Linked DNA regions of Homo sapiens: region 1 is linked to region 2. Evidence: chromatin loops called from intact Hi-C (ENCODE). Cell type or tissue: heart right ventricle. All regions are shown on one strand. Each heading gives the region's core, and the rest is flanking DNA. Links, peaks and the distances in the headings are about the cores only.

The links. Hi-C counts contacts between places; a loop is a spot of excess contacts. Peaks named below come from ENCODE experiments on the same cell type or tissue, not always from the same donor. Only the 100,000 strongest peaks of a DNase experiment are listed, where the experiment ranks them.
Region 1: it touches region 2 in a loop (5-fold over the local background); 7 of 110 quality-filtered maps call a loop at or near these places.

The regions. Positions count from the first base shown.
Region 1 is chr17:19,310,356-19,325,323 of GRCh38, forward strand. It overlaps EPN2 (epsin 2), which reads left to right. Exons shown (of 11, transcript NM_014964.5): 6 at 1,697-1,789; 7 at 2,750-2,924. Among named protein-coding and RNA genes, the nearest start is that of EPN2-AS1, 12 kb to the left of the region's middle. RefSeq lists enhancers at 1-399, 6,811-7,350. In heart right ventricle, for the core only: CTCF peaks have their summits at 7,086 (motif pointing right) and 11,653 (motif pointing right); a DNase peak (open chromatin) is centred at 7,136; H3K27ac peaks cover 2,936 bases.
Region 2 is chr17:19,440,925-19,455,892 of GRCh38, forward strand. LOC105371574 (a long non-coding RNA gene) reads right to left here. Exons shown (of 3, transcript NR_188341.1): 2 at 12,661-12,736. It also overlaps the pseudogene RPS2P46. Among named protein-coding and RNA genes, the nearest start is that of LINC02094, 30 kb to the left of the region's middle. RefSeq lists enhancers at 1-776, 11,974-12,475, 12,476-12,975. In heart right ventricle, for the core only: CTCF peaks have their summits at 6,337 (motif pointing left) and 6,547; a DNase peak (open chromatin) is centred at 6,337.

The DNA.
Region 1 (14,968 bases), core at 3,683-11,682, 130 kb before region 2:
GGGATGCAGGCCTGAGGGGCAGGAGCCAGCCCAGCCCCCGCCAAGCACTTTGACCTGTAGCAAGAGATTTGCAAAAAACAAAGGCTGGGAAAAAATGCTCCCGAAATGAGAGTGCTTGTGTTTTGATGATGGAAGTATGTATAGTTTTAGTTTTTTTCAGTTCCCATTTTTCTTTTCTTTTCTCTTTTCTTTTCTTTCTCTCTTTCTCCTTCTTTCTTTTTTTTTTTTTTTTTTTTTTTTGAATCAGAGTCTCACTCTGTCACCCAGGCTGGAGTGCAGTGGTGCAATCTTGGCTCCCTGAGACCTCCGCGTCCTGGGTTCAAGTGATTCTCGTGCCTCAGCGTCCCGAGTAGCTGGGATTTCAGGCGCGTGCCACCATGCCCGGCTAATTTTTGTATTTTTAGTAGAGACAGGGTTTCACCATGTTGGTCGGGCTGGTCTCAAACTTCTGACCTCAAGTGATCTGCCCACCTCGGCCTCCCAAAGTGCTGAGAGTACAGTCTTGGGCCACCGTGCCTGGCCCCCATTTTTCTTTAGTAAGCATGCATTACTTTACAACAGCGAGAAGGGAAAGGAGCAATTAGAGTGGCCTTACAAATTGTCAAGCCTTTGGTTGCAGTTATCAGGGCTGTCTCCAATGACCTTTGGTTAAAAAAGGTAGATGGGACCAGGGGCAGCACAGGGATTCCTCTCCTCTATTAGAAGTTGGTGTTCAGAGAGGAATACTGGGGATAGTTAGATTTGAGTACTGACAAGTTCATCCCGGCATTGTTTGTGTGTCTATAACTGGCAACATTCTAAAGCTCAGTGACAGTGGGCAATCTCAGTTGTGGCCTCTCTGTCCCTGCAGTGGGAAACAGGCCACCAGTAACTGCCCAGGTGGATGCATGTGGCTTCATGGCCAGCAGCCCAGGAAGAAGGTGCGTGGTAGCATCCACTGAGAAACATAGGGACAGACGGACGGTTTGAGCCCATTTTAGTTAATATTTATAATAAAATATAAGGGAGCAAGTTCAAACTCCCGTGCTGATCAGTAGTGGCATTGTCCCTGTGAATAGCTACTGTGTAGCAGCCTGGGTAATACCATGAGACCCTATCTCTTAAAAACAAGAAAAGAAAAAATACAAGGAATATATTATTTATATTTAATTATTATATTATATAAAAGCTTAGGACAACCCTGTCTTTTGCATATGGTGACTTTGCCTTAAATAAAGATAGTGAATCATTTCTGTTAGGAATCATAGAAATATGCAGCCATTTTCCGGAAGCATACACAGTGGAGGTGGAATGATACGTGATTTTTATCTTCTTTCTAATTCCTTTTTGGGTTGTCAGATTTGTGTTTTATAAGGACACACATTGCTTCTATAAGTAGAATTTATAAAGCCAGTTTCATTTTGAGAAAAAAATATTTTAGATTAAGCATTCCCTTTCCCCAGTTTGGTGGTACCTGAGCCATAGTCTCCCTGGTGTGACCCCACAGGGGTCCAAGTCACAGGAGTCGCCATGAGGGAGGGGCCTTCTGGGTACACACACATTTGGGATTTGAAAGTAATTGTGTTTTACAAGTAGTTTTGAAATCTTCCTTTGAAATACTGCATCATACAATGTGCATTTCCTGTTTCTGGCCAGTGTGGCTTTGTTCTGTACAGTGATGTTATTACAATTACCAGTTTGCATTGTCCCTCTACAGGAAGAACGCCTCAGGCGGGGTGATGACCTCAGATTACAGATGGCCCTGGAAGAAAGCCGAAGGGACACAGTTAAAATTCCAAAAAAGAAAGAGGTAAGAGCTTGCTGGGAGGGTAGATGTTTCACCCTGTCCTGTAGTTGTTGCCTCAATATCCCCCCACCAACTTGCCTGGATGGCGTGATGCACAGTGAGTTCTCCAACCTCAGCAAATAACCTTCATGCCTGTAGTGAGCGAGAGCCAGGTGAGCAAGCGACTGAAAACACACCTGAACTAACCAGGAGACACTTAATGTCCCAGTGCCTCAGTCTGCTCGTTTGTAAAATGGAGGTGATGATAGTGCCTGCCTCCTGCCGCTGTGGCTACGGCAGCTGTCAAGTGAGCTACATGCCAGGGGCTGCGGAACGCTTTCCTGCAGCAGGGTGTGCCCCCAGAAGTGCTGGTTGCCTCTTCAGCCCTGTGCCAGGCTTCCTGCTGTGATGTAGAGATGACCAGGACATGGCTGGGCTCTTGACAAGCTCATCATCATCCAGTCAAGACCCAGACCCCTTCTACACCACAGGCCCCGGGGCTCCATTGGCCTCCTCTGTTACAGTGCTACTGAGGCCGGTGGAGCCCCTGGCTCCTGACTGGTTGATGTTGATGATCCCTGATGACACATGGGGTGGTCTTGAGAGTGGGGAGCATGCAGGTGCCCGAGGAGGAGGGCCCTCAGGCTGGCCCTGGATGGTGGCTGGCAGGTGGGAGGGATGGCGTTCTGGAGGAGGTCCACAGCCTGGGCAGAAGCCAGTGTTAGCCTGGAAAAGTCTGTTGAGCCCTGAGGTCTCTGAAGTCTGGTGAGGGGGTTTAGCAAACAGTAAATAGCTTGTTGTGACTGGAGAGCTGGCTGGACGGGGAGGGAGATGGGACGGCTCAGTTTCCAAGTTCTTCTCAGCCCCTCCTAGAGGGCTTCACTGGAGGAAGAGGCACAGGTGGGTGATATTTATGGCTAGTTCATGAGTATTTGCTGTAACTGTAGCATAGTAAAACCTGTCCCCTTCTCTTTGTCTTAAAAGCATGGCTCTCTCCCACAGCAGACTACGCTGTTGGATTTAATGGATGCTCTCCCCAGCTCGGGCCCCGCGGCCCAGAAAGCAGAGCCCTGGGGCCCGTCAGCCTCCACTAACCAGACCAACCCCTGGGGCGGGCCAGCGGCTCCTGCGAGTACTTCAGACCCCTGGCCATCGTTTGGTAAAGACCCCATTACTGGTCTCCCGTGCTTGCCTGCTGGATGGGTGAGGGGCAGGGCAGTGCTTCTTGCTGTCTCTCACCCACTTGGGTCTGGTCGATTGTGGTGGGTGTCCAGGCTCCTCCAGCCCTCAGCAGTGATATCCAACTGGCCCTTGCCCTCCTCCTTGAGGATGGTGGCATGGTGTTCCCTCTTTGTTTTGAGTGGTTTTCTGCTTTGGGAGAAGGAAAGTCAACCTCCCCTCAACCTCCCATTTGCATCAGAAATGGCTTGTGCCTTCTCTGGGACATGTTTCAACTCTTGCAGCCTCAGCGTTACACCCAGCGTCCCAGCTGAAGGAACCAAAATACACAGCATGGAACATCCAAATCAAGCTGCTGTAATTAGATGGAAATTATGATGTGCTTACCACCACTGCTGATGAAAAGGGGATACATTTGCTATAATTCTGCTTGTTACTTAAAGCAATAGAAAATCCGTTTAATAGGCTAAATGAATATTTTAAAGTTTTGCTTAATGTGAGATGTAAGAGGAATTGTGGTGGGAAGTTCAAAATGTGAGCATGACACAACTGGTTTGATTTGGGTGATGATCTTGGGCCCACGAGTTTCTTAATCACTGGGCAGGAGCATGGCCCAGCAGGCTTTATGAAGGCTTCCTGGCCTGGTGCCCTGGGAGGCCCCTCCTGGTGTGCTAAACCCTACTGGGCGTGGCTGACCTGTGGGCTGTTTGGGAACTTTGTATATCTTGTGGCATCTTGCCTGTATCTCCTGGAGTCTCTGTTTCTCTCAGAACCGTCTCTTGTGTTTAACTCGGTTCCCTAGATGTTTGCTAAAATGTACCAAGTGACAGGCTGTGTTCTGCTGTGCATGACCCCTGAGACAACAGGTGATTATTGTCCCTGTTGTCTGTTGTCAAGGCCCTGCTCAGGAGCGGGCAGGGCAGGAACACAGCGTAATAGCAGTACTGTGTAGTCCAGGACTCGATGGAGGTTATTTGAGAGCATCCTGGGATGAGATGAGACTCAGTACAGGAGTCCAGGAGTGTGAGGTAAGCATTTTGGAGGAAGGCCACTTCCGTTGAGTCCCCAGGGAAAAGAAGGTGTCCAGGCACCAAGAGGCAGGGAGTTCCCTGCAGAAGACTCAGCGTGTGAGAAGCAGAGGGGTACGGAGTGGTGGAGTGGGTGCAGATGCAACCAGCTGGTGTGAACTGGGAAGCAGGGGAGAAGGGCCCAGATCACTCAGGGCCTGCACTCAGCCTTACCAAGTGCTTGGACTTGGTCCAGAAGACACTGTCAGCCCCCGATGCCCTTTAGCATCTGGTGAGTTCCAATAGCTTGATGGTGGCCTCTGTAACCCAGGCAGGGCCTTATACCCCCTTTGGCAGGAGCCCTCTGGGCCTTGGGAAAAGCCCCAGGCAAAATTGCCCACAGCTTTCATTGACTGAAGGCCAGTTCCAGGGCTGCTCAAGAGGTTGGTTCACAAGGTTTGTCACTTGTGTGTGGTACCCCCAGGGAGCCTGTGGTATGGTTTTACTCACCACACATGGGGACTGTGGTGCCCCAGGGCTGGCAGACCCTTTTAGACAGTGGCTTTGGCTTTATTTTTAAATCTGAAGAATGATTAGTCTGTAAAGTGATGGCCACCATAAGTTATGGTTAGGATGTTTTCAGGAAAGACTGTTCATTAAACTGTCGGATAGTTGTCTTAGTGCCCTGTAAAGAAAGTGGTCACACCAGGAGCCAGGTGGGTTTAATAGAGTTAAATTCTGGGGAGGGAATTGGGGATCAGAGTGGTGGGAAGGAGACTTAGTTTTAACACTTTACCTTTTTATATTGTTTGGCTTGTTTACCAGGGGTAAGTTTTTCCCAGTCAGGAGAGACAAAAATCTCAAAATATCTTTAAATGACCAAGTTATGCCCAGCCCCTCCTTTGGCTGGTGAACAGGGCTGTGCCCTGGACCCAGTGTTCTGGGCCGAGCCAAGGACCTGACCTGACCCTCTAGGAACATAGCGTAATAGCAATACCATGTTGAGAGCACCCTGGGGTGAGACTCGGTACAGGAGTCCAGGGGGTGTGAGCGGAGGAGTCTCCCCTGATGAATGGGGGCAACTTGGTGGGCTTGATGGGCTGCTGCTTCACCTAGGAATGCTGCCCATGTGAATCTGCCCTCCCAAATTTTAAGAACTTGAGATAAAATTCACCATTTCAACTTTTTTTTTTCTTTTTTTTGAGACAGTCTCACTATTGCCCAGGCTGGAGTGCAGTGGCACCATCTTAGCTCATTGCAACCTTCGCCTCCCAGGTTCAAGCAATTCTCCTGCTTCATCCTCCTGAGTAGCTGGGATTACAGGCTTGTGCCACCACACCAACTAGTTTTTTATTTTTAGTAGAGACGGGGTTTCACCATGTTGGCTGGGCTGGTCTCAAACTCCTGACCTTAAGTGATCCGCTTGCCTCGGCCTCCCAAAGTGTTGGGATTACAGGCATGAGGCACCGCTCCTGGCCCATTTCAACCATTTTAAAGCGGACACTTCACTGGTTTTCAGCACATTCACAATGTTGTGCAGCCACCATCAGATATCTAATTCCAGAACATTTCCATCACCCCAGAAAGAAACCGCATACCCAGGCCCTGGCAACCAGTATGTGCTTTCTATCTCCAGGGATTTGCCTCTCTGGACATTTCATAGAAACGGAGTCATGCACTGTGTGGACTTTTGTGCCTGGCTTATTTTGTTTAGCATCATGTTTTCAAGGTTCATCAATGTTATAGCGTGTGTCAGTCCTTCATGACTTTCTGTGGATGAATAATATTCCATTGCATGGATATACAACACTTCGTTTAACCATTCAGCAATTGATGGATATTTGGGCTGTTTTCACATTTTGGCTATTATGAATCCAGTTTTTTAAAGAGAAGATAGAAACCTGGATTTTTGAAATCTAGTGTTTAAATGTTGGCTGTGAATTTTAAAAATTAAGAATATGGTTTGAGCTAATTAAAAGCTATCTGAGGATGGGCACATGTGGCTTGTTGACTGCCAGTTGGCCATCTCTTGCCACTTGCCCAGCCTAGGACCTTCTTGGTTCTGATGCACTTGGCATTATTACCAGTGACTTGGGGAGGAGATAGGCCACCAAAGCCCATAGACATTGTTAATAGGTTTGGGACAGGCTCAGTGCTTATGGCACCATGTCCTGTAGTTGTCACACCATCCTGGACTGCTGCAAGGCCCTTCTGTGGCCCTGGCATGTCCTGGAAAAGTCACCACAAATTCCAATATGGAGAGATAGCCACTGTTAAAATGTTAGCTTGTCTGCTTCCTGTCTTTTTTCTGGGCATTATGTTTTTACTCAGTTGAAGCTATATTGTATATATAATTACGTGTGTATGTATGTGTATATTTCAATTTGTAGTGTCATGAGCATTTCTAGGCATCATTAGAAATTCTAAACAATACCACGCTGTACCATCATTTACTAAGCAGCCTAGTGATGTTCATAGGGGTGTTTTTGCAGTTCTGGCACTCTGCTTTCAATAGAAAAATACATTAAAATCACAGTGATTTCTTTTAATTCTGAGATTCTTTTCTCAGTGGTGGTGTTGACCAGCTCTGCAGGAGAATGGCCCTCTGCTAGCTCCTGCATTCACTGAAGCGTGTTAGCACACCCTCTGCTTCCACATTCCATCAGCGTAGCCTCAGAGCAAGAGTGTGGTATTGGATTTATTGTTTAGCATCTAGTTAAATCCAATAGTGCAAATTTTCAGGGTCACCCCTCCATCCTGAGACTCATTCATAAATTAGAAAGATTGGAGTCCCTTCCCCTAACAGTGTTAGCTGTGCCCTCTGGATGAAAGAAACACTGTTTTGAAAGCCACCATTTGTAGTGAGCCCCATCATTACCAGTTTTTTCCAAGCAGCACTAGGAGCAACTTGGCCAAGTGGCCTTGGGAGGAAATGCTCAGGGTTGAAAGGAGGGAGATTGGAGCCTGCCAGGTCAGTGGGGCGCTTCCTCCTCTGTTCCAGACACACAAAGCAGCCACCTGGTCTGAGGAGGGCTTATAGCCTGCTGATTCAGAAGACCTTGGCTGGCTGGAGCCCTCTCTCTGTACTCCCGCCCACTGCCTGGGCTGGGACAGAGGCTGTCTTCCGCCCTGGCAGCAGCAGGTGGTGCTACTGGCTTCTTGGTGACCTCTGCACGGCTCAGTTCTTCTGTGACGCACCACCCCCCCGCGTTGTGACTGCCTCCCTGTGCACATGAATATTCATCTGTGAGGCTCGGGATGAGCCAGGCTGGCGGGTGGGAGGCGACCGGGACACAGGCTCCCTGTGAATGGGCCCCACAGAGGAAGAGGCCGGAAACTGCTTGATCTTTCAAACCTTGGTTCCATCTTCGTTTCCTCTCATTCACTTGAGCTTTCAACAAGCATTTATTGATTGGGTATGTGGCATGGCCTGGACCCTGCCGAGGACGTGGAGAGGGAGAGCACAGAGAGAAGCCTTGCAGCGGATCTACTGTCCATTCATAGAGGAGGAGCATGCCCATTGCCTCCCCGAGCCAGCAGGCGTTCCCTGAGGGTACAGCTGGCCCTCAGGGAATGATTGTGACTTTGTGACTTTGTCTCCAAGTCACATTTCAAGAAAGCAAGGTGCCACAGTGTGTGACCTTCCATGACTCCCCCGCACACAGCAAAGAAGGAGGTCACACTGGCCACGGGACTTTGTATGTGTCTGGGGGGCTTTGCCCATTTGTATAGTCTGAATTCAGCCCAGCAGTTTGCAGTGTCCTATACACATGGGTCCCCAGTGTCACTTGCAGAATGCAAACTAGACAGAGCCCACCCACGCCAAACAGCTTGTCCATGATTACCTGGGTGATTTGGAGGTGGTCAGGATTTGATTCAAGCACAGACTTCACTCTATGTTCAAAGCTGTCTGGGCTGTGACCAACTTTGTCTGTGTGGGCTATAAGAGTAGGGGGTTCTTGGCTGGACATGGTGGCTGACGCCTGTAATCCCAGCATTTTGGGAGGCTGAGGTGGGCGGATCACGAGGTCAAGAGATCGAGACCATCCTTGGCCAACATGGTGAAACCCCATCTCTACTGAAAATACAAAAACTAGCCAGGCGTAGTGGTGGGCACTTGTAATCCCAGCTACTTGGGAGGCTGAGGCAGGGAGAATCGCTTGAACCCGGGAGGCGGAGGTTGCAGTGAGCCGAGATCATGCCACTGCACTCCAGCGTGGGCAACAGAGCGAGACTCCATCTCAAAAAAAAAAAAAAAAAAGAGTAGGGGGTTCTTTCTGAGCCAAAACTTGTAGTTTCAACATTGTGCATGATACAGTTGCAGAGTTTTAAAATTCTTAGCAGTGCTGTTGTTTGTTATTTTAATAGCAGATTCTAAAGGGGAAGCAGGGCCCATAAGAGCTAACTGGAGGTGTCAGAAGAGTCTCTGGAATAGTTTCAGGTGGCATTCCACTGGAGTGTGGGGTTCTCACGTGGAAGCCTGGCCCATGAGTCCTGGATGGTGGGTCAGCGTGCTGCTGGCTCATGGAGAGTGCTTCAGAACCCGTGCAGTGGAGATACTGCACATATTGCAGAGTTCATGGTAGAAAGAATTCTTCCGGAAATGTTGGCTGGGCATGGTGTCTCACGTCTGTAATCACAGCACTTTAGGAGGCCAAGTTTGGCAGATCACATGAGGCCAAGAGTTCGAGACCAGCCTGGCCAACATGGTGAAACCCCGTCTCTACTAAAAATACAAAAAATTAGCCAGGTGTGGTGGTGTGTGCCTGTAATCCCAGCTACTTGGGAACCTGAGGCATGAGAATCGCTTGAACCCGGGAGGCAGAGATTGCAGTGAGCCAAGACCATGCCACTGCACTCCAGCCTGGGCAACAGTGAGACCCTGTCTCAAAAAAAAAAAATTTCCAGAAATGTTAAAATGCCTTGTGTTAACTCTTAAAGATATAAACCTATTAGTTTAAACTGTGTTTAGAACCTCACTGTCTGAGAGTACGTCTAGATGGAAGGACAGATTCTACTTTTTAAATTTTTTTTTTGAGATGGAGTCTCGTTTTGTCACCCAGGCTGGAGTGCAGTGGCGCAATCTCGGCTCACTGCAACCTCTGCCTTCCAGGTTCAAGCAATTCTCCTGACTCAGCCTCAGCCTCCCAAGTAGCTGAGATTACAGGCGAGTGCCACTACGCCCAGCTAATTTTTTTGTATTTTTAGTAGAGACGGGGTTTCACCATATTGGCCAGGCTGTTCTTGAACTCTTGACCTCATGATCCACCTGCCTTGGCCTGCCAAAGTGCTAGGATTACAGGCGTGAGCCACCTCGCCTGGCCCCTTTTTTTTTTATTTTTTATTTTTATTTTTTTTTGAGAGAAGGTTTCCCTCTGTTGCCCAGGCTGGAATGCAGTGGTATGATCTGGGCTCACTGCAACCTCCGCCTCCCAGGTTCAAGCAGTTCTCCTGCCTCAGCCTCCCAAGTAGCTGGGACTGCAGGCATCTGCCACCACACCCAGCTAATTTTTGTATTTTTATTAGAGACAGGGTTTCACCATAGTGACCAGGCTGGTCTCCAACTCCTGACCTTGATCCACCCGCCTCGGCCTCCCCAAGTGTTGGGATTACAGGCGTGAGCAGCGTTGGGATTACACCATGCCCAGCGACAGATTATACTTTTGCAGGGAGCCTGGGTGTGCAGCGGCTGAGGCCAGAAAGGCGAAGCCTGAGGGACCTGGGGCTCGGAGCAGAGCTCAGAGACTCCTCTCTGGTGAGGGCCTCTGCAGGGGCTCAGGCATCCTGGATTCCCTTAAATGCCTAATCTTTATATTGTGTCTCATTGTCTGCCTGGCAAACTCTTATGTATTTTTGAAATCATGGCTCAGACATCCCTACTCAGGGGATGTGGTCACCCCGTCCTCAGGCCTGCCTCTTGCCCTCTTGCCATTGATGGCTGCCTGTGACCCGCATGCTGGCTGTAGTGGCTGTCTGTTTCTCTATCTCAGAGGGAGGGGCCATCCTGGGGCCAGGCCTGGGGACTGCTGACCAAATGTTGCTTGGATAGAACAAGGTGACCGTGGGAGACCAGAGCTTGTCTCCACCACGCATCTGCCCACTCAGGCTTGTAAGTCTGAGCTGGGTGCTCACATGGGGCCTCATTTTTGAGGAGGGCTTGGTGAGAGGTCTGGGTGCACCCAGAGCTCAGTGTTTCTTATGCATCCTGTCTGCCCATTTGAGTCATCTCAGTAGCTTCTAAAAATCCAAATGCTCAGGCCCACCCCAGAATCTGTGTGTATGCAGAGGACAGCATCAGTATTTTACTAAAATCCCTAAGAGCTTCCCAAGAAGAACCATGGTTGAGAACCACTAGTCTGGTGCCCCCTGGCCCAGGGTGCATGAATACCACTCAGTCTAAGACACTTGAAAGCTCCATGTCTTAGATAATCAGGATGGAGATTATGGGCCACTCTAATCTGGTTGTGTTTCTGAGCCCCTGAATTGGACATTTATCCAGAACCTGTTAGAAGTGGTCACTGAACTCCAGTGTGCAGAGATGCAGATAAACTGCAAAGTCCCTGCCAGCCTGAGGTCCTGTGGGTCCCTTGATCCTTGTGACCTCTCTTCAATCCCTAGTTAGTGATGGAGCACACCCTCTGTGTGTCAGGCTTGGATCTCGGGGATGGGCAGCAAAGCAGACCCAGCCGATGTTCTCATGGAGCACATGCTTTGGCAAGGGGGACAGATGCAGTCTCACATGCACACAAGCGGCATGAGTGCCCTGAGAAGGGTTTTGAGCTGGGTTTAGAGTGGGAACTGCATGGCGGGCTGGCATAGAGGCTGCAGAGTGGGGGCTGGGCCTTCCCAGCAAGTGCCCCACATACAGTATGTCAGGGGAGCCAGTTTGTTCGAGATGTGATGCTGCCCTCAGCTTGACCCAGTGGCTAGGAGGTGACCACCAACACTCAGACCCCCTTTGCTGTGTTGTTCACCTCAGAAGCTCAACCCTTTGCTCTGGCACGCACAGTGGCTGCCTCTGGTGCCCACCTCATAGTCCCAGTTAACACAGCCCAGGGAATAGAGAGAGTGGATTTCTCTGTAGCTCCAGTACCATTTCTGGGATTTAGGGATGGGGGACTGGAGTTGGGGACACTTTGCAGATTGACTTTAACCAGTGAGAACCCTTTTCTGTTGCCAGGGCAGGATCTGTCCCTTTTGAGACTGACTGGAAGTGGGTGAGGGGAGAATTCTTCCAAGGAGAACCAGGGCATCCTTGCAGGAGAAAGCAGGAGTGGGGGATAGAAGTAACCGGGGCATGTCCCCTGACAGAGGCAAGTGGGAAGGGATAGTAGCTGGGGAGTGAGATATTGTGCAGGGGAGATGATGCATGGTCAGGGCTGCAGGGAAAGCGAGGCTCCAGTCTGTTATCCAGGCACAGCTGGGCTGCTGAGCATGGGCAGTGAGGAAGGCATGTTGACTCCCCCAGGCTCCACAGGGGGCCAGAATCAGCCTGGCACTTGGCCCCAGGTCTCCCGTGTCCTCTGTGTTGTGTCACCGCAGTCCTGAAGTCACACCACAGCTCTTCGGCTTGCAGTCAGCTCTCTCCCTGATTTGTCATTTCCACCATGCCACTTACGTCCAGCTGGGACAGAGAGCTGAGGACCCACAAGGTGTCCTGTTGCAGGGGGTTAGAGTGAGGGCTTGTCTCTACAGTGTGATTCCAGCAGGGGGCAGATTTTTGTTTACTGATAGCCCCTTCCCCATGTCGAGCAGAGGTGGACCTGGCAAGGGCAGCTTCAGTCCTGGGGGAGGACGATCTGCATGAGACACTGGAAGACGAGGAGTGAAGTGTCAGAAGAAGCTTCTGGATGGAAACAGTTATTTCTGGAGCCTCTAGAAGGTTGTGGGTTCTGGGGCAGTAGCAGGAGAAGCCCTGAGTCCAAACAGGAGTGGACAGGCCATGAGGAAACGAAAGGCACAAGTATCCATGGGATGTTGGGAACAAAGCTTGCAGATTGACATCTGCTTTGGCCTGGCCAGGCCCCCATCGCCGGGGCAAGCTTGGGAAGGAGTGAAGGCAGCACTCTCCTCCTCTCCCTCCTAGTGCTGCTACAGCTAGCCAGTAGCTGATCCCGGCCAAAAGTGAAAAAGGCCACCAAGATAGTGGCTGGTGGGCCAGGTGCAGTGTCTCCTTGCGCCTGGCCAATAATATATTTTTACGTAAGAATTTGTGGGACAACTGAAACCTGTGAGACCAGCCTGGGCAACATAGGGAGACCCCATCTTTACAAAAAATAAAAAAATCAGCCAGCATGGGGGTGTGTGCCTGTGGTCCCAGCTACTTGGGAGGCAGAAGTGGGAGGATCCCTTGAGCCTAGGAGGTTGAAACTGCAGTGAGCTGTGATTGCACCACTGCGCTCCAGCCTAGGTGACAGAGCAAGAACCTGTCTCTAAAAAAAAAAAAAAAAAAAGGTAGTGGCTGGTGTGGCTTAATAGGCCCTTACTAAAGCTATTCAGCATTTCAGAGACGAGAAGGCATGAAGCTACATGTAGGATGCCTAGCAGTTGGTTCATCTTTTTGAAAGCCAAGGAGTCTCCTCTTCACCTGTCCATCCTTGAGCAGCAGAGCTGGGGCTTTTAAGAGAAGCATTTGTAGAATTCAGAGTAGGAATGAGGGAAGAGACTAGTTGTCTCGGAGGCTCAGGGGAGCATTCCCTGGTCTTCTGAGATTGACACATCACTGCCACCTTCTGCTGCCTTTCTCTAGGCCTCAGAGCTCAGCCAGGCTGTCACAAGCTTGCTGGGTGCCACCCTAATGTCTGGTGCCAGGGCTGAAGGTAGCCCTCACTCCAGGGAGTTTACAGTGCATGAGAGACTCATAGTTAAATAATAGTTATGGTGCTGTATGATAAGTGATCTAAAAGTCAAGGGGGGGATTCCAGAGGAGTCAGAGAAGGCAGGAAGAGAAAATAAGAGGGCCGGAGAGGCCCAGAAGATGCCAGGCATTTGGGAAGCAGTTGGGAATCAGTGTGGCTGGGGGTAAACACGGGAGCAGAGTGAGGACACCTAACACATATCTGTTTGGAGTTTCAGAAGAGCTAATATTTGAAAGCTGACAGGGTTTTCCAGAATTTTGGAAAGATGCTCCTTCTCAGATCCAGGAAGCCTGGTGAATCCTAAGCAAGATAAATCAAAGAAATCCCCACCTGGACATATCATCAGGAAACTGCAGAACACCAGAGGAAGAAAATACCTTAAATAAACCTACAGAGAACAGGCCATTCATTACAAAGAAATGGCAACTAAATGGATAGCTAACTTATTGACAGCAACAGTAGATGTCTGAGTGGCATAGAGTCTTCAGTGTGCTGCAAGAAAAACACAGTCAACTAGAAAGCCATTGCTAGCAAAATCATCTTTCTTCCAAGAATTGATAATTTTTTTAAAAAAGATATTTTAAATTTGGAAACAACAACAGCAACAAAAACTGCCAACCCCCAGAATTCTGTATTCAGTGAAAGTGTTCTTGAAGAGTAAAGTTGAAAGGATGACATCTGTTAATAAAACACTAAGAGAATTTGTTGCCAGCACATCTGTACCACAGAAATGTTAAGAGAAGTTCTTCAGGCTGATAGGAGGGAAAACCAGATGGAAACTCAGATCTTCAGGACAGAATGAAGAGCATCGGAAATGGGAAATAATTTGGGAGAACATTTCAGAAGTAATAAGGATATAAGAAAATTTGAGCGGCACAATCCATAAGCTTATGAATTTGTTGTTCCCAGCAATTGGAGAATACACATTCTTTGCAGTCACATGCAGAATACTTGGAAAAAATTGATGATGTCCTAGACAGAAAAGCTAGTCTCAACAAATTGCAAAAAATTGGTATCACATATAACACAATTTCTGATCACAGTACACTTATGTAAAAAATCAGTTAAAAGGATAAGTAGAAAACCTTCATACACCTAAAATTTTAAGAACACTTCTAAATTCTTGAGTCACAGAAAAAATTATAATGAAAATCAGATATATTTAGAACCAAATTAAATATATATTTAGACGGAGTTTTGTTCTTGTTGCCCAGGCTGGAGTGCGATGGCGTGATCTCAGCTCACTGTAACCTCTGCCTCCCGGGTTCAAGCAATTCTCCTGCCTCAGTCTCCCGAGTAGCTGGGACTACGGGCATGTGCTACCACGCCCAGCTAATTTTGTATTTTTAGTAGAGATGAGGTTTCTCAATGTTGATCAGGCTGGTCTCAAGCTCCCGACCTCAGGTGATCCACCCACCTCGGCCTCCCAGAGAGCTGGGATTACAGGCATGAGCCACTGCGCCTGGCCAATAGTATATTTTTACATAAGAATTTGTGGGACAACTGAAGCAATAGTAAAATAAATTTATAGCTCTAAATGTTCACATTAGTAAAAAAGATATAATGAAGTTAGAATAGCATTACACTGACGTAAAATAAAAGGAAATTATAAGGATAAAGATAGAAATTAATGAAAAGAACATAAACACATAATAGTATCCGTAAAGACAAGTCAGTAATTGAAAAGAGTAATAGACAAATTTCTGGCAAGAAATTTTTTTAAGAGGAAGGGCACAAACAGCATTAGGAATGAAACAGCATAACTGCCGGCACACTCAGGATTTCATGTCGGGTGAGAGGCTGACTCTTTGATCAGCTCTGTGCTTACAAATCCAAAAACTTAGATAAAATGGATAAAATTAAAAAGGAAACAGCAAAGCTAACTGAAGAATAATAAAAAACCTATAAATAGAAATCTGTAATCATGGAAGGTATGGAATCGGTATTTAAAAATCCTCCCCTTCTGCAAATCCACCCAGAGGGCTTTGCTAGTAAGTACTAACAATATTCAAGAAACAATCCCACTTTCATACAAACTCCTTTAGAGAACAGGAAAATAAAGAATATTCCTAGTCATTGTATGAGACTAGCAGAAGCCTAATGGCAACACCAGACAAGGGCAGTGCAGTGAGAACAAACATTTCAGGCCAGTCTGGTTA
Region 2 (14,968 bases), core at 3,100-11,099:
TTCTCCTGCCTCAGCCTGCCGAGTGCCTGCGATTGCAGGCGCGCACCACCACGCCTGACTGGTTTTCGTATTTTTTTGGTGGAGACGGGGTTTCGCTGTGGTGGCCGGGCTGGTCTCCAGCTCCTAACTGCGAGTGATCCGCCAGCCTCGGCCTCCCGAGGTGCCGGGATTGCAGACAGAGTCTGGTTCACTCAGTGCTCAATGGTGCCCAGGCTGGAGTGCAGTGGCGTGATCTCGGCTTGCTACAACCTCCACCTCCCAGCCGCCTGCCTTGGCCTCCCAAAGTGCCAAGATTGCAGCCTCTGTCCGGCCTCCACCCCGTCTGGGAAGTGAGGAGCGTCTCTGCCTGGCCGCCCATCGTCTGGGACGTGAGGAGCCCCTCTGCCTGGCTACCCAGTCTGGAAAGTGAGGAGCGTCTCTTCCCGGCCGCCATCCCATCTAGGAAGTGAGGAGCGCCTCTTCCCAGCCGCCATCCCATCTAGGAAGTGAGGAGCGTCTCTGCCTGGCCGCCCATCGTCTGAGATGTGGGGAGGGCCTCTGACCCGCCGCCCCGTCTGGGATGTGAGGAGCGCCTCTACCCGGCCGCGACCCCGTCTGGGAGGTGAGGAGCATCTCTGCCCAGCCACCCCGTCTGAGAAGTGAGGAGACCCTCCGCCTGGCAACCGCCCCATATGAGAAGTGAGGAGCCCCTCCGCCTGGCAGCCACCCCGTCTGGGAAGTGAGGAGCGTCTCTGCCCGGCAGCCACCCCATCCGGGAGGGAGGTGGGGGTCAGCCCCCGCCAGGCCAGCCGCCCCGTCCGGGAGGGAGGTGGGGGGGGTCAGCCCCCCGCCCGGCCAGCCGCCCCGTCCGGGAGGGAGGTGGGGGTGTCAGCCCCCCGCCCGGCCAGCCGCCCGGTCTGGGAGGTGAGGGGCGCCTCTGCCCGGCCGCCCCTACTGGGAAGTGAGGAGCCCCTCTGCCCGGCCACCACCCCGTCTGGGAGGTGTGCCCAACAGCTCATTGAGAACGGGCCATGATGACAATGGCGGTTTTGTGGAATAGAAAGGGGGGAAAGGCGGGGAAAGGATTGAGAAATCGGATGGTTGCCATGTCTGTGTAGAAAGAGGTAGACACAGGAGACTTTTCATTTTGTTCTGTACTAAGAAAAATTCTTCTGCCTTGTGATCCTGTTGATCGGTGACCCTACCCGCAACCCTGTGCTCTCTGAAACATGTGCTGTGTCCACTCAGGGTTAAATGGATTAAGGGTGATGCAAGATGTGCTTTGTTAAACAGATGCTTGAAGGCAGCATGCTCGTTAAGAGTCATCACCACTCCCTAATCTCAAGTACCCAGGGACACAAACACTGCGGAAGGCCGCAGGGTCCTCTGCATAGGAAAACCAGAGACCTTTGTTCACTTGTTTATCTGCTGACCCTCCTTCCACTATTGTCCTATGACCCTGCCAAATCCCCCTCTGTGAGAAACACCCAAGAATGATCAATTAAAAAAAAAAAAAAAAAAGATACCTGAAAATGTGGAAGTGACTTTGGAAATGGGTAACGGGTAGAAGTTGGAACAGTTTGGAGATCTCAGAAGAAGACAGGAAGATAAAGGAAAGTTTGGAACTTCCTAGAGACTTGTTAAATTGTTGTGACCAAAATGCCGATAGTGATATGGTTAATGAAGTCCAGGCTGAGATGGTCTCAGATGGAGATGAGGAACTTATTGGGAACTGAAGCAAATGTCACTTTTGTTATGTGTTAGCAAAGAGGTTGGAGGCATTGTGCCCCTCCCCTAGAGATCTGTGGAACTTTGAACTTGAGAGTGTTGATATAGGGTATCTGGCAGAAGAAATTTCTAAGCTGCAAAACATTCAAGACTTGGCCTGGCTACTTCTAGCAGCCTATGCTTATATTTGTGAGCAAATAAATGAGCTGAAACTGGAACTTATCTTTAAGAGGGAAGCAGAGTGTAAAAGATTGGAAAGTTTTCAGCCCAGCCATGTGGTAGAAAAGAAAAACCCATTTTCAGGGAGGAATTCAACCCAGCTACAGAAATTTGCATAAGAGGAACCATAATAATAGCCAAGACAATGGGGTAAATGCCCAGAAGGGATTTCGGAGACTTTCATGACAGTCTCACCCATCACAGGCATGGAGGCCTAGAAGGGAAGAATTTCCTGGGCCAGGCCCGGGGCTCAACTGCCCTACACAACTTAGGGACACTGTTCCCTGCATCCCAGCTATGCCAGCTCCAGCCATGGCTAAAAGGGACCCAGATACATCTCAGGCCACTGCTCCAGAGGATGCAAGCCATAAGCCTTAGCAGCTTCCATGTGGTGTTAAGCTGGCGGGTACACAGAGAGGAAGAGTGGAGGCTTGGGAGCCTCTGCCTAGATTTCAGAGAAGATATATGGAAATGCCTGGATGTCCAGGAAGAAGTCTGCTGCAGGGAAGGAGCCCTGATGGAGGACCTCTACTAGGGCAATATGGAGGGGAAATATGGGGTTGGAGCTGCCACACAGAGTCCCCACTGGGGCACTGCTTAGTGGAGCTGTGAGAAGAGGACCACTCCCCAGAATGGTAGATTTACCATCAGCTTCCACTATGCACCTGGAGTGCCACAGGTACTCAACTCCAGCCCATGAAAGCAGCTGAGGGGGCTGTACCCTGCAGAGCCACAGAGGTAGAGCTGCCCAAGGCCCTGGGAGCCCACCTTTTGCATTGGTGTTCCCTGAATATGAGACATGGAGTCAAAGGAGATTATTTTGGAGCTTTAAGATTTAATGACTGCCCTGTTGGGTTTCAGACTTTCATGGGGCCTGTAGCCCTTTTGTTTTGGCCAATTTCTCCCATTTGGAATGGGAGAGAGTATTTAGCCAATGCCTGTACCCCCACTGTATCTTGGAAGTAACTAACTTGTTTTGATTTTACAGGTTCATAGGCAGAAGAACTTGCCTTATCTCAGATAAGACTTTGGATTGTGGACTTTTGAGTTAATGCTGGAATGAGTTAAGACTTTGGGGGACTGTTGGGAAGGCATGATTGTATTTTGAAATATGAGAAGGACATGAGATTTGGGAGGGGCCAGGGACAGAATAATATGGTTTACATTTTTGTCCTTGCCCAAATCTCATGTTGAATTGTAATCCCCAATGTTGGAGGAGGGGCCTGGGGGGAAGTGATTGGGTCATGGGGGCAGACTCCCCCTTGCTGTTCGCGTGATAGTGAGTTCTCATGAGATCTGGTTGTTTCAAAGTGTGTGGCACCTCCTGCTTCGTGCTCTTCCTTCTGCTCCCACCATGTAGGAGTGCCTGCTTTCCCTTCACCTTCTGCCATGATTGTAAGTTTCCTGAGGCCTCCCCAGACATGCTTCCTATACAGTCTGTGGAACTGTGAGTCAATTAAACCACTTTTCTTTTCTTTTTTTTTTTTGAGATGGAGTTTTGCTCTTGTCGCCCAGGCTGGAGTGGACTGGAGCGATCTCAGCTCACTGCAACCTCCGCCTCTGGGTTCAAGTGATTCTCCTGCCTCAGCCTCCCGAGTAGCTGGGATTACAGGCATCTGCCACCATGCCTGGCTAATTTTTGTATTTTTGGTAGAGATGGAGTTTCACCATGTTGGCCAGACTGGTCTCGAACTCCTGACCTCAGGTGATCCACTCACCTCAGCCTCCCAAAGTGTTAGGATCACAGGCGTGAACCACTGCACTTGGCCTAAACTTCTTTTCTTTATAAATTACCCAGTCTTAGGTAGTTCTTTATAGCAATGTGAGAATGAACTAATACAAATACCTACTCTGCTGTTAATTCCATCTAATGTTTCTTTAAAAATATTTTCTATTTATCTCCTCATCTTCTACATTCTTGAGCACGTGAACCATATTTATGATATCTATTTTCTATATCACGTCTGTTAATTGCATCATTTATGTCACTTATGAATCTTATTATATTGATGGATTTTTGTCCTGATTATGTGTGATATTTTCTTGCTTTTACCATGTCTATTAATTTAAAATTTTTTTTTAACTTATGGTAAAACAAATGTAACAGAATTTACCATTTTAACCATTTTTAAGCATACAGTTCAATGGCATTAAGTACATTCACATTATTGTGCCACCATCACAATCATTCATCTCCAGAATTTTTTTCGTCTTACAAAACTGAAACTCTGTACCCATTAAACAGTAACTCCCCATTCATTCCTCCGCCCAGTCCCTTGCAACCACCATGCCACTTTCTGTCTCTCAATTAATTCTGTCAATGTTGCTTCATACATTTGGGTGCTCTGCTGTTAGATGCGTATTTCTCCTTCAGTTTTGAAGGACAGTCTTGCCAGTCATAGTATTCTTGGTTGATAGCTTTTCTTCTCTGAACATGTTGAACATATCATCCCACCCCTTTCTTGCCTATACAATTTCTGTGGAGAAATCTACTTATACTATAATGGGAGCTCCCTTGTACATCATGAGTCACTGCCCTTGCTCTTTTAAAGACAATAGTTTGATTATAACATGTCTCTCTGTATGGGCCTCTTTGAGTTCATCTTACTAATAATCTTACTAATTTACTAATATTTGTTTTGAGATTGTTGAATTTGGATGTCCACTTCCTTTGTCAGATTTGGGACGTTTTCAGCCATTATTTCTTTAAATAAGTTCTCTTTCTTCTCTTTCTGGAATGCCTTTAATGTGTATGTTGATCTGCTTGATGATGTCCCATTAATCTCTTAGGCTATCCTCACTTTTCTTCATTTTTTCTTCTTTTTGCTCCCTGACTCAAAGATTCAAATGACCTGTTGTTTAGTCCACTGTTTTGTTTGATCAGGTCTGCTTTTGAACTCTTTTAGTGAATTTTTCAATTCAGTTGCTATATTCTTCAGCTCAAAAATTTCCGCTTCTTTCTTTTTTTTATCATTCTATCTCTTTGTTGATTTTCTCATCTTGTTGTTGCATTTTTAAAAATTTCATTTAATTATCTGTGTCCTCTTGAAGGTCACTGTGTTTCTTTTTTTTGTTTTGTTTTCACGCTTAATTCACTTTATTTTTCTTGTATAAAAACCCTATGTTGTAGCCACAGCTGGAGCCTGAGTCCGCTGCACGGAGACTCTGGTGTGGGTCTTGACGAGGTGGTCAGTGAATTCCTGATAGGGAGACTTGGTAAATACAGTCTCCTTCCAGAGGTCGGGGGTTAGGTAGCTGTAGGTCTTAGAAATGGCATCAAAGGTGGCCTTGGTGAAGTTGCCCAGGGTGGCAGTGCAGCCCCGGGCTGAGGTGTAGCAGTCATCGATACCAGCCATCATGAGCAGCTTCTTAGGCACAGGTGCGGAGACGATGCCAGTGCCCCTGGGTGCAGGGATGAGGCGTACCAGCACAGAGCCGCAGCAGCCTGTCACCTTGCAAGGGACAGTGTGGGGCTTGCCGATCTTGTTCCCCCAGTAGCCTCTGCGCACGGGGACGATGGAGAGCTTGGCCAGGATGATGGCCCCACGGATGGCGGTGGCCACCTCCTTGGAGCACTTAACACCCAGACCGACGTGGCCGTTGTAGTCCCCGATAGCAACAAATGCCTTGAACCTGGTGCGCTGGCCGGCACGGGTCTGCTTCTGCACTGGCATAATCTTCAAAACCTCATCCTTGAGAGAGGCCCCCAGGAAGAAATCAATGATCTCTGATTCCTTAATTGGGCAGGGAGAAGAGATAGATCTCCTCCAGGGACTTGATCTTCATGTCCTTGACCAAGCGGCCCAACTTGGTGACGGGCATCCACTCCTTATCCTCGGCCTTGCCTCCGCGAGCTCCGCGGCCTTGGCCCCGGCCCCGTCCACGGCCGCGACCCTGGCCCCGGATGCCACTGCCGAAACCTCCGCGGAAGCCACCGCGGTTCCCCATCTCAGGGCCACCAGGGCCTCCGGGCCCCCCCGCTGCACCGGCGTCATCCGCCATTTGGTGTTTTGTCGGAAAAGAAGCCACTGTGTTTCTTTAAGACAATTATTTTGAATTATTAATCCGATAGTTTATAGATCTCCATCTCTTCGGAGGCAGTTTCTAGAGATTTATTTTGTTCCTTTGATTTGGTTATATTTCCCTGCTTTATTGTGTGGCTTGTGATATTTTTTTTGTTGAGTTGTACGCATTTGAAAAAAAATAGCCTTCTCTCTCAGTCTTTATGGATTGGGTTTGTACGGGGGAATTCTGTTCACCAATCAGCCACACCTAGAGATTCTGGGGGCCTCTGAAATCTTTTTAGGAGGACGCAATTCCTCTGAGCTTTGCCTGTAATTTTCCAGTTAGAGAGGTTTGCCAGTTTCTTTTTCAGAAGATCATAATCTTTGGCTCCCTCTGGTGTCTGTCTCTAGAACTGCAGGTTCCCTGGTGCCACAGCAGCAAGCCACTCTCCTCTCCTTTGTTTTCAGAGGCCCCATCCAAAGTATGCTGGTTCCCTGTCAGCTCCCCTAGATCAGATGAGACATTCACCAGTCCTTGGAGCAGCTCTCTGAAAAGCTGGACAGCCAGCCAAACAGCCCACTCTTCTACCTCCCTGCCAAGGGAAGACCTATGAGTTGAGCACCTCCCAGTTACCCTGAGTCATGCCATCCTCTGTGTGCCGCACTTCAGGCCTTCTGGTGGCACAGTAAGCCACCCCATTCTCCCTTGCTTTCAGCATCCTCCAGGCATCCAAACTATTCTGGTTCCATTAGTGCCCTGAGTCAAGTAAGACAGAAACTAGTTTTCTGGGCAGCCTTCTGAGAAGCTGGAACGCTGGGCACTCTTCTCTCCCCTCCCTCTAACCTAAGGGAGAAGCCATGAGAAAAGCCGAGCTGTGCTAGCTTGGGACAGGGACAATTGCAGATAAAGTGAAATGGCTCTTCTTACTGATTTCAATGCACTGTTCTTGGCTTGATCTTGCCTTGGGGTACTGCAACTTCCTCACTGGTTTCTAGAGTTCTCATAAAGGTATTTTGGTCTATATATTGTTGTTAATTTGGTGTCACTGTGAAGGAAACAAGGGTGGGGGCTTCCTATTCTGCCATCTTGCTGATGTCACCCCAATTCCTCTATTCTTTACTCCAAAAGATCATATCAGGTCAAAAGATGTACAGAACTGGGTGTCAAAAAGGTGTTCAACACAAATATATTTAATGAAAGGTTGAACAAGTGAGGCAGAGGTTTAGTGTTACTCTAACAGAATACTGGAGACTGGGTAGTTTATGAAGAAAAGAGGTTTATTTAGCTTGCAATTCTGGTGGCTGGAAAGTTCAAGATTGGGCCTCTGGTGAGGGTCTCAGGCTGCTTCAGCTCAAGGTGGAATGTGAAAGGGGAATCGGCATGTGCAAAGAGATCACACATGCTGAAGAGGAAGCAAAGCAGGGAGGAGGTCCCAGGCTGGTTTGTTTGTTTCTTTGTTTTTTGAGACGTGGTCTTATTCTGTCACCCAGGCTGGACACTGTAACCTTGAACTCCTGGGCTCAAGCTATCTTCCCACGTCAGCCTCTTGAGTAACTAGGCCCATAGGTGCATGCCACCATGGCTGGCTAATTTTTTCCTTTTTGGTAAAGACAGGGATGTTGCAATGTCTGTGTTGCCCAGGCTGGTCTTGAATACTTGGCCTCAAGCAATCCTCCTGTCTTGGCATCAAGCAATCCTCCTGTCTTGGCATCCTAAAGTGTTGGGATTAGAGATGCGAACCATCACACTGGCCCAGGCTCCTTTTAACAACCAGCTCTCTTGTGAACTAATGGGAGGACATTAATTCATTCATGAGGGATCCACCCCCATGACTGAAACCCCTCCCACCAGGGCCTATCTCCCAAAATTGCCGCATTGGGGATCTAAATTTCAATACGAGGTTTGAAGGGGACCTTTTTTCTGATCTGCTGTTGTAAAACCACAGCAGCTGTGGGGACAAGGGTAACTCTATTTCAGATGCTAATCCACCATGTGACTCCTGACTAACCTCGAGTCTGGGAATGCCTCCAAGATGTCTAGTTGATGTATTATTCTTTATGTAGAAATCTCTGTTTACTGTAAGTTTTGCCTTCCCTCCTAATCAACCCTTGATGTTGTTGCACACATCATAGGCCATGACACCCTCAGCATTCTTTCAGCTATCTACACATTCCTTCCGGAGCATGTAGACTTCCCTCCCGATACATAAGCCATGGGTCTCAGGGGTTGCAGTACACAGATCTGCCTGTCTCGTGGCCATAGAAGACTACACTTCTGTGTGTAAGTTCCCTAATAAATCACCCTTTACTGACAAACTGGATTTGTCTGCCTTGTTCTTTGGTTTCTTATCTCCTTCTGTGTTTGTGGGTCACTTTGCATTTACAGGGCTTTTAGGAAAGAACAACAGACCAGACAAAGATTATACCTCCTTGAACTAGTGAGAAAACTAAAGATCAGGAAGGCTATTGGATATACCCAATGTCAAAGTCCTTAATAGCAAAGCAGCAATCAGAGAGCCAGAAAATCTGTAAGCAAGAGATAGATCTGTAGTGGATTGAGTAGTGTTCCTCCAGGTACTGTCTACCAGATCCTCAGAATGTGACTTCGTTTGGAAATGAAACGTCTTTGCAGATGTAACTAAGCTAAGGATCTCAAATGATGTCATACTGGACTTAAGGTGGGCCATAAGTCCCCTAACTGGCATCCTTGTGAAAGAAAGGAGAAGGAGATTTGAGACGAGACACAGAGGGAGATGCCTTGTGAAGATGGAGGCAGAGATTGGAGAGATGTGTCTGCATGACAAGGAACGCCAAATATTGCTGGCACCCACCAGAAACTAGGAGAGAGGCACAGAACAGACCCTCCCTCACAGCCTCTAGAAAAAATACCCCCACCGACACCTTGATCTTGGACTGCAGGCCTCCAGAATTGTGAGAGAATAAGCTTCTGTTTGTTTGAAGCCACACAGTTTGTGGGATTTTGTTACAGCAGCCTTAGGAAGCTTCTGTTGGGTTTAAATTTCAGAGCCATAACTTCTATTCCCAGTGACACCACAGGCCTTGAGAAGGGGATGGAGTCTCAGGCACTCTCACACCATGCTGACTGGACAGCAAATCTGTAAAGTCATTCTGTAGGGCAATCTGACTATATACATCAAATGTACGTTTTATTTTATCAGTAGCAACAATCGTAGGAGCCTCACTCAGATGCAACAGTAAAGGACCAAGGTCTGCAGGAATATTTAAGACACCATATTCTGAACCTAAGACCACTGCCCAGCCTTAGTGGACTTGTGATTTCTCTTCCCCCTAGTTTTACATTTGGGGGGCCTGCTCTGCAACGTGGTCATTCTGAAATCGAGACCAAATCTTGTTCAGATGCGAGAGAAACAAAACAAAACTAGGTTCCACCCTTGGCTAACACTCACCCCACTCACCACAAAGGATGGTAGTGAAACTACAGAAGAAAACAGAGGCCAGGCACGGTGGCTCACGCCTGTAACCCCAGCACTTTGGGGGGCCGAAGTGGGCAGATCACAAGGACAGAGGTTCGAGATTAGTCTGGCCAATATAGTGAAACCCCGTCTCTACTAAAAATACAAAAATTAGCCGGGCATGGTGGCAGGCGTGGGAGGCTGAGGCAGGAGAATCGCTTGAACCTGGGAGGCAGAGGTTGCAGTGAGCCGAGATTGCGCCACTGCACGCGCCACTGCACTCCAGCCTGGGCGACAGAGTGAGACCCCATCTCCAAAAAAAAAAGAAAAAAGAAAAAGAAAACAGATTTGGCTGGGTGAGGTGGCTCACACCTGTAATCCCAGCACTTTGGGAGGCCAAAGCGGGCGGATCACCTAAGGTCAGGAGTTTGAGACCAGCCTGGCCAACATGGTGAAACCCTGTCTCTACTAATAATACAAAAATTAGTCGGGTTTTGTTGGTGCATGCCTGTAATCCCAGCTACTCAGGAGGCTGAGGCAGGAGGATTGCTGGAACCCGGGAGGTAGAGGTTGCAGTGAGCCAAGATCACACCATTGCACTCTAGCCTGGGTGACAGAGCAAAACTCCGTCTCCAAAAAAAAAAAAAAAAGAAAAAAAGAAAACAGATCCAACTGAGAGGGGAATAACAGGCAAATTGGCATCAGAAAAATCAATCCCGTGCTTGTGTGCGGTTATAAATACCTCTGAAAATTGAGGACTTGCCCGTTGTTAGTGGATTGTTTCATCACTGTATTAAACGTAAAGGGGACAAGATAGAAGATGTGGTCTTCTAGGCACTGGCTCCATGGAACACTATCTGGGGGAACTTTCTTTAACACAGATAATGCAAATGCCTATTTTTCTAATAACAATTAATTTAAAAAATTTCTATCTTCAATAGTGAGAAAAACAAACAAATAAAAACAGAACAATAACAACAACAACAAAACAATGAATGAACAGACCGGGTGCAGTAGCTCATGCCTGTAATCCCAGCACTTTGGGAGGCTGAGATGGAAGGATTGCTTGAGCTCAGGAGTATCACGCCCAGCCTGGGCAAGATAATGAGACCCTGTTTCTACTACTACTACTACTACTACTAATAATAATAATAATAAATAGCCAGGAATGGTGATGTACACCTATAGTTCCAGCTACTCAGGAGGCTGAGGCAGGAGGATCACTTATGCCCTGGAGACCAAGGCTGCCATGAGCCATTAACACACCACTGCACTCTAGCCTGGGTGACAGAGAATCTGTCTCAAAAAAATAAGTAAACAAACAATTAATGGACAGATGTTTGGAAGACAAAGTTTACCTCCCAGAATTCTATAGACCTTTCCAGAGATGTGGAATGTTAGCATTTTTATTTATTTTTTATATTTATTTATTTATTTATTTATTTATTTATTTATTTATTTAGAGACGGAGTCTTGCTCTGTCATCCAGGCTGGAGTGCAATGGCACGATCTCTGCTCACTGCAAGCTCCGCCTCCTGGGTTCATGCCATTCTCCTGCCTCAGCCTCCCGAGTAGCTGGGACTACAGGCGCCCACCAACATGCCCGGCTAATTTTTCTGTATTTTTAGTAGAGACGGGGTTTCACCGTGTCAGCCGGGACTGTCTCGATCTCCTGACATTGTGATCCGCCCGCCTCGCCCTCCCAAAGTGCTGGGATTACAGGCGAGTCACCGCGCCTGGCGCAATTTTGTTTATATGATTCTGATATCGTCCCATTTAACACATCAAAAAATGCACAAATACATACTTTAAAAACATTCTACAGTTCTTTGACTTTTAAAAAATATCTTTCAAAAATCTTTTTAAGAATGCTTGACATTGTATCTACCCTCTTAACATGCAGACATGCACACGCAGGGTCATGCACACACACACTGGCTGGGACTGGCAGAAGGGGCCACTGTGGTGTGCCTGCAAGCCTAGGGGTGGGCCCAGGTGGCACCATGGCAGGGGCAGATCTTGGTGGTAGTAGTAAATATTCAAATGAGCGTTTTGAAGGCCAAAGTGGAGAAGGATTCCATGTGAAAAGCAGTTGAACATGGGTCAGTCGGTCCTGAGACAGGCGAGCATCATCCCAAAGGAGTAGGCATTGGCCTCAATCGCTGTCAGTGATAGAAAGGGAGTTGGGTTTGGATTCCCAAATCCAGAGTGGCGGAGATAGGAAACACCAAGTTGCCTTCTCCAGTGCTGTATCCTGGAGGAGCCGGCAGGAGCCCAGGGAGAGATCTCTTTTTCTTGTGAAGTGCAGGGCGTGCTAGAATAAATTCACAGTTCTGGAGACTTCTAGTGGCACTTGAGAATCCGGGGAAGGGGGTGCAAATCTCCGTGGCCCATATACCAGCAGGTCTCCCAGGTGAACAGCCTCTGGACAAAGTAGGTAAGGGAAGTCATCCAGCCAATCACTTACTTGGGAATAAAAATGGGCTCTAAGGGCTCGTCAGGTACTCTTGACTGGTGAATATGGTTTGGATGTCTGTCCCCTCCAAATCACGTGTTGCAGTGTGATCTCCAGTGCTTAAGGTAGGATCTGGTGGGAGGTTTTTGCGTCATGGGGGTAGATCTCTCATGAGTGGCTTGGTGCCCTTCCTGAACTGATGAGTGAGTTCTCACTCTATTAGTTCACATGAGAGCTGGTGGTTTAAGACAGCCTGTCATCTCTTGCTCTCTCTCTCACATGTGACACAGTGGCTCCCCTTTGCCTTTGGCCATGATTGGAAGCTCCCTGAGGCCTCACCAGAAGCAGGTGCTAGTGCCATGCTTCTTGTACATCCTGCAGAACTGTGAGCCAAATAACCCTCTTCTATATAAATTCCCCCAGCCTCAGGTATTTCTTTATAGTGAAGCAATATGGACTAACACACTAGATAAGGTGATTAACTTTCCCATCCTCACCCAGGATCCCCTGGACCTTAGATATCTCCAGCCTCCTGCCCCCAAGGAAGGGTGGATGTAGGGCCCTAGTGGGAGAAAGGGTCCTGCAGTGTCATGGGGTCGCTGGGTTCAGGGACTGTGGCTGTGGACAGGAGCTGGGCCTTTCCCATGGATAGCCCCAGCTGCTGTGGGCCTCGTGGCTGCCCAGGGAGCCCCAGTCTCCAGCAAAACCTCAGCCAAGGGAATGTGCTTGGAAGGATCTTGGGGAAAGACCCCAGAGACTGAGCGTGGTCTGGCCTGGTGAGGAGACAGAGGAGTCTGCTACTCCTGTGGTTTTCTCCAATGACCAGCAAGAGCATCCTGACCTCCAGGAATTTTCACCACCAGCTCTGGGGAGGTCCACTGGTGTCCCAAAGCAGGCCAGGGTTGACAGAACTTCCCCTGGAACAAAAGGGGGAAAGTGCACTTGATTTTCACTTTCAGGATGAACGGGAATGCAGGGCCTCTCCATCCTTCTAACTACGGGGATTTTACTCAGGTGACGTCAGACAAGTCATACAGGGATCCAGGTGAAGTGCACATCCCCATTTAATGCAGAAATACACAAATTGAGTTCCGATCTCCTGCCTGTCAGCACGGCCCCTACTAACCCTGAGACAGCATCCTCAGATTTTCAAAATGAAGGGAACTTCGCTGTCAGCAAACAGCTGTGGTACCCAGGTGCTCTGCCAAAGAAGCAACCAGGAACTTTAGAACTGTGCTCTTCAAATGCCTGGCAACCCCTGCACTTTTCTCCGTGAGAGGTGATCAGCCAGGGTCAGAGTGGAAACGCTAAAGAAGAGCTCCCTGGGAGTGTGGGCACCACGATAAGTCTCATCCCCAGACACCTCTCCACAGCCACTTTGCCTGAATTGCCAAGTGAATGGCGGTGCTGCAAACACTTTTGCTTTTAGTAGGTCTTTATGCAAGGAAATAAAAAATCTCAGGACCACTCAACTCCTTCTGCCAAAGGGAAAGTTAAGCCTGGAGGCTGAGTCACTGGCAACACCCTCTTCCAAATGAATTGCTGTTACTTCACAACCTTGTGTCAAAGCATTAGGCATTAGCTAGACCCCCATGGAAGGGCCTCAGGCATCTCCAGATGACAACCCCCACAAAGCACTCATAAGTAAACTCTTATGTCAATTGACTTGACTTACTGTCAATCAAGGAAAATAACCCAGGCAAGTCTCAATCATTTTGGGAGGCCTATTTGCCAAAGTTAAGGATGCACTCCCAGAGACAGGTCTATGCCTTTCTCTGAAGATAATTTTGGTGGCTTCAATATTTAAAGGGGAATGGGCGGAATATTGAGAAATACACAACTTTCATGTGAGAGCGGGGTAGGGAAAAACAGTCATTCATGCCTTTGCCTGGCTCAGTGAATCTGAATTTTTACATGAGATGCCATAGACCATAGGGCAGAGGAAACAGTAAGATATGCATTTGTCTCACATGGGCAGAAGCATGAATCTGAGCTCTGTCGTATGTCCCAGCACCTGTGAAGATAAGCTATCAATTTACATTGCCATGGTGAACTGCAAGAGAAACATTTTAGAGTAAAGATCTTGAGGCCCATAAGGATCTTTACCCTAAAATGTGAGGGAGGTATGTAGCTTTTCATCTTTGCAGCCATCTTATTTGTGACCCAAAATGGGAGGCAGGTTTGCATGCGCTGGTTCCCAGCTTGACTTTTCCCTCTGGCTGAGTGAGTTTGGGAGTCTCAATATTTATTTTCCTTTCACACACCTTTCAAGATGTCTTTCTTCCCATAAATAAGGACTTGAGATGTGCAATCCAAGTCCAGCTCCTAAAACTAAAGTCTGTTGTTGCATTCCACGCTGACAATGTCCATTACAAGCTTATCTTCCGAGGGGCAGAACAAAGTCGGCATGAGATCAACCATTCCTTCCCCTACCAAGAGACATCAGCATAATTGAGACCTCCTTTACTCCCCTCTTCCTTCAAACATTCACCTTATCTGATGTAAAATGTAGGTTTACTGGACACTAACTAAAGTCTCACAAGAATGTAACATTTGCCTTGCCACCTACCTGCCCCTTTTCCTACATGCATTCCCCCACTTTAAGGAAATTTATATGTACAGAAGCTCCTGAAAACTTCTCCACAAAAAAACAGCCACAGGTGCGTCTCTGGCTTGAGTTTTTCCTCAGATGTGCCCTCAAGCTCTAGCTTACTAAACCTCAAATCATTGAGCCTTGCCTCAGTCACTCATTTAGGGTACCATTTATAAACATGTGTGATGAGGCCCCCAAGTACTCCCATTTTTGCTGGAGTGAGAACCTTCCCTCTCTCCTCACAGTGATGCTGTAGCTGCCTGATGGGTTCTTCCTGGCCACTGCACAAAGGAGACCAATGCATTGCAGTAAAGAAAGAGTTGAACAGATGTAAGGCTGCTCACGCCATGTGGGAGACAAAAATTATTACTCAAATCAATCTCCTTGGGCTGGACATGGTGGCTCACACCTGTAATCCCAGCACTTTGGGAGGCCAAGGCAGGCAGATCACTTGAGTGCAGGTCAGGAGTTCGAGAACAGCCTGTCCAACATGGTGAAACCCCGCCTCTGTTTTAAAAATACAAAAATTACCTGGGTGTGGTGGTGGGTGCCTGTA